Regions from separate parts of the Mus musculus genome. Here region 1 is linked to region 2. Evidence: chromatin loops called from intact Hi-C (ENCODE). Cell type or tissue: gastrocnemius. All regions are shown on one strand.

What was found. Hi-C counts contacts between places; a loop is a spot of excess contacts. Peaks named below come from ENCODE experiments on the same cell type or tissue, not always from the same donor. Only the 100,000 strongest peaks of a DNase experiment are listed, where the experiment ranks them.
Region 1: it touches region 2 in a loop (2.0-fold over the local background); 3 of 42 quality-filtered maps call a loop at or near these places.

The regions. Positions count from the first base shown.
Region 1 is chr13:111,958,875-111,961,374 of GRCm38, reverse strand. No RefSeq gene overlaps it. Among named protein-coding and RNA genes, the nearest start is that of Gm15322, 35 kb to the left of the region's middle. In gastrocnemius, a CTCF peak has its summit at 1,166 (motif pointing left); no DNase peak of the experiment used is centred here.
Region 2 is chr13:112,056,251-112,058,750 of GRCm38, reverse strand. No RefSeq gene overlaps it. Among named protein-coding and RNA genes, the nearest start is that of Gm41061, 16 kb to the right of the region's middle. In gastrocnemius, no CTCF peak of the experiment used is centred here; DNase peaks (open chromatin) are centred at 328, 821 and 1,132.

The DNA of each region.
Region 1 (2,500 bases), 97 kb after region 2:
TTTTCGAGTCCTTGTAGGACAATGCCAACAAGAGATTAAGCTTGAAAATAAACTTACAAATGAGTAGCTGTCTTATAATTAGTAAGCACTCACCTCTATATAAAATTTCATACTGGGCTCTAATAGCCACAGTTTATACTCACCCAGAGCCTTTCATCTGAGATGCTCAAAGCACTTCTTGCTTCCACCGACACTGAGGTCTCTAAATCCTTGTGAGCCAGGACCAGGATGCCTACCCACAAGGCATCTTGGCCACTGCTGAAGCCAGAGCCCATCTTTCTCCCTCCTGAGTAGTCATGGGTGGTATCTCTCCCCCACATCACCATCCCACCCCCAGAGAGACCAAGCAAGGAACTTCTGGTTGAAGGGGATGAAAAGGAAGCTAGGCCATTGGAGTTGAGCTTGGCTGCAGATCCTGGCTCTGGTGTTAGTAAACTATCTAGCCTCCTCAAGTTTTGACTTGCTCATCTGGGGTTAAGAATGTGAGCTATCACGTGTATTTAGCCATGAATATTAGCTTAGAGGACACAGCAGCATTCTTCCTATTGTCAACGTGATTGCCTCTTTAAGCTAAGTGATGCTGTACCTGGCGAATACTGAGTTGAGGATTTACAAGGGGTGTTGTCCATAAGAAGCATCCAATAAATATCACCAAAGCCGTCGTATTTCGGAAGATGTCTGTGATACCCAAGCCAACTTAGATCTTTTTCAGAAAATCATCTTCACTATTCAAATTAAAAAAAAAAATGTAAGAGGCAGGTATGGTGGTCCATGCCTACAAGTGTAGAGGCAAGAAAATCAGGAGTTCAAGGTCATTGTTGGATATATAGCAAAGTCAAGGCCAGCCTGGGCTACATGAGTGTGTCTGAAAACATTAAAGTCATCATCATCATCTTAAACACAATTATAATTCTCTTACAAATACAGTTGGATTGATTCTCCATCTGCCCGCACACTCTGCATTTATAACCAAAGGGCTGTTTGGATAGTATCATTTTGTTAAATAACAAAGAAAAAAACTAAAACTAGAGAAATGATAATTTAAGGATGCTGGCTACATTTGCAGATGATAACAGTTATGTTTCCAGCACCTACTTGGTAGCTCACAACCTTCTATAACTCCAGTTCCAGGCTCTCTGGTGCCCCCTTCTGACCTCCAAGGGTACCAGATACACAGTGCATGTACATACATGTAATGACACACTTACACACCAAAATGAAAACAAATAAATTGTCTTTAAAATAAAGAAATAAAATTATTTATTGCTATGATTAGTTGGAAAGCTTCTTGTCTATTGAGTGTGCTTGTCTATGCCGCAATGTATTCACTATTCTTTATGGATTTGCTTGATCTTTTTAAAAGAAAACGCTTCATCCCTTTCAACTATAAAAACAAAATGATATACATTGGGAAAGTATACTTTGCTAAATTCTGTCATAACTACCAAAATCCAGCCAAAATACTCGTCAATCAGAAACCTATAAGGTCATAAGGAATCTCCCGTGTCCCCACTTTCCCAACTTGAGAACAACTTTAAATGTATGGGTTTATTTGACAGCTACAGTACCATCATCACATCCACCCAGAACTCCTGACAGCCTCAGCCACTCCAGACCATTTTAGTGATCAGGACATAAGAAGAGAATATACATGGGAAGTCTCAGAAGGAAAAAGATAGGGGGGATGTTAAACGATGTCAGATGTCGGGACTGCTATTGGTAACAGAGTTCTCAAGATGACCTCTCAGACATAAGCTGTTCTCGTCCATAATTCTGAAACGGTTTTTACTTTGCTTTCTCCCATTGTCAGTAGATCTGACGCCTTAGGTTGTAGACCTGTCAGCCTGTAAAGCCACGAAATCATGGGCTTTCAGAGGGTCGCTTATTTGGTACCAGACCAGGAGCTGAGATATGAAAAAGTCAGTCATTGATTGCCCTGGCTTCCCCACAGTTCAGTTTGGTTGGAAGTCGGAAAATGCAAAATAAGCAAAATAAAGAAGGTAACTTTTTTTTTTTTCCTTTTGCAAGGTTAACAAGGATTAGACCAGGGAATCAGTTAGCGCCATTTTTTCTCTCTCCTAGAAATGTGTCCATTTCAATGTTCAAGTTGGGCAACGCTATAGGTTCTGCTAATTGTCATGTTAAAACTTAGCAGCTAAGTTTGGGGATGGGACATGAGTGTGGCTTAGTGGCAAAGCCCTTGCCTAATACATGACAGGCAGCAAGTGAGTTGGGAAGTGCCTGAAAGTAAACAACCTTGCTCAGAAGAGAAGATGCATGGGCAGTCTTAGGAACCTTCAGACACCCAAAACACAGCCAGGGCTTGTCTGCACACACCTGGGAAACTGATCAGCAGGAACTTAAGGTAAAGAATGAGATGCTTACAGAGTAAGCCCCTGCGATATGTTCCTGAACAGAATTGTGTTTTAAAAGTCTTTTTCTATGATACTCTTGTCTGGTTGGTTTGGTGTTTTGTTTTGTTTTAGAGCCCTGGTTGTCC
Region 2 (2,500 bases):
ACTTCTCAACCCCTGTAATTATAACCTGGGATCCCATTCAGCCTCCTTCAGCTTGGATTTAAAAGCCGAGTACGCTCTTGAAGCAGCCAACTATTAAAACATCATGGCTTTTTTTTTTTTTTTTTTTTTTTTTTTTTTTTTTTTTTTTACAAACTATCGGCTGACAGGAGGTGTTATGAAACACTGTCTAGTACAATTAGAATCACACTGGGATTGTCAACACCCATGCGTCAAGCACACTGTGCGAAGCGACAGTCTGGGACAGCACAGCACAGTGCGGTCTCTTCCCTAGCTGGCTACCCTGACCCCGGCTTTTCCACTAAAGCTTTGCCATTGGCTATGAGCCACAAGGTCCAGCCGTGCCACCGGGAATGTCCCAAGCTTCTCCGTAGCTTCTGTCCTAGATTTTCACAACACAGAAATGCTGGCTTCCTTCTTGTCTGGAGACTTCAGGCAGAGGGCTGGGTAGAAACCGGAAGTGGCATTTTTTTTCCAATCTGTCTTCCGCTATAGCCATGTAGACAACTGTTGATTTGTGACTATCAGCACGAAGCTTTTAAGTGTTGGAGGAGAGCAGGGTCTGGGGCGATATCCCCAAGAACACCTATTACCTTGCTGTTTTACCACCAAACCTCCGTGAGGGGCGGGGTTATAGATTTTTTTCATTCTTTGGACTGTGTACTAACTTCAGCCACCATTGTCTCTCCTCTGCTTCTTTGAAGACTTCCAGCCGGGCTCCATGCGCGAGTTCAATGGCTGCCTCTCCACCCCGCACCCCCATCCCCATAAGTCCGGCTTTTCTCAGTTTCACACCTCATCTCTGCCGCCTGCACTCTTCTAGTTACTCCCCCCGCACGCCCCCTTCTTCTCAGCCTCGGTGCCCACGCCACCCTCGCCGTCTGCCGGCATCTCAATCACCACAATGTGCCAAGTCGTGCCCTCCTCTCTGGAATTCAGTACTAGCCACTGAACTGAACTCCTGGTTTCTGCTGTCTATTACTAGGATCCATTCTTCTGTCTCTAGACGGATCCATCTTAGCTTAGCTTGATGGTATTGCTCAACCACTTGCAGTACTCCCCTTGCAGTGCTCCCCTATTGCTGTCCAAGGTAAGTCCTAGCTTCTCAGCCTGACAGTCAGGCCCAGAGTGCCTTACTGGTTGGCACTCCATCTGGAGCCTCCACGGTCCGGTCCAATCCTGTACTGTCTGTCATGCCTCCTCCTCTTGGCACATCTCTCTCTCTCTGGATCTGTTGTTTATGCTCTTGTCTTCGTGTGAAATACCCTCTTATCTTTGTCTGAAAACCCCAAGGGTCCCCCAAGGGCTCTTTTATAATAAACGTTTGTCCGGGTTCTCAATGAAACAGGCAGCTTCCGTATCTGAAGTGCCACATCCAGCTTTAATCTCACTTTTCTTTGAATTTTAGTATCATTTTTACACTAGATTTGAGTTTTGTGATGCTTTAAGACAGCCTATATCTTAACTATCATCACTTCCTCAATGTATAAGTACACACACACACACACACACACACACACACGAGCTAGGTGTGTGTGTGTGTGTGTGTGTGCGCGCAGAGGCAGTTTAGAGTCTTCCACACAGACTCTAAAGGATACCTGTCCCCACGGTAGTCTGTAAAGAACTCACTGACTCCTGAGAGGACAGTTTACGTTCACATCACACCTGACAGATTCATGCTGTAGACTATTCTCTGCCTCCGCACCCCAACCCAGTAATACCCCCTTCTGATTTCCCGACCTATATATTTAAGTACCCTAATCTAAGTCCTGCAGATGAGAAAAAAACCCATGAAATTTGTTTGTCAGAGTCAAGCCGATTTTCCTGGACATAATGATCTCCAACTGTTCTCCTGTGAGCATGGTTTAACTCTTCTTTACAACTGAATACATTCCCATTACACATTTCTCATTCGTCTGTTGTGGGGCATCTAGGCTGGCTCCATATTGCAGTTACTGCAAACAGTGTACATGCTCTGGACACTGACTCAGGATGCTTCGATCACATACTCTGGACTAGTGCAGTTGGCTCGCACGGTCATTGTACTTGTTAAGGAACCGCCAACACTGATTTTCGTAATAGCTGTACCTCCTTACATCCCCACCAGCGGTGGCTAAGGGTTCCTTTTAGACATATATTCTAGGACTGTGTGTGGTGCTGGGGATCGAGCCTAGGGCTTTGTACATCCTGGGTAGGAATGTACACTGAGCCACAGCCGTGGCTGTATGTGGACAGTCCTATTGAAGGTCCGACTGGGCAAGTGCTATCACAGACTGGTCACTGAGCCTGTGTGAAGCTTCACCAGGGAGGCCTAATGAAAGCTGGTCGCAGGGCCACCTGATTCCTAAGCTTCTTTTGTCCTCTGAAATGTTAGGAAGTCCACAATCTATGCCGTTTTCTTTGAATTCTTAAAATATAGGCAGTTCTTGACCAATGAGAATTGAAAACAGCCTAAAGAGGACAGAAGCCAAGCCACCTCAAA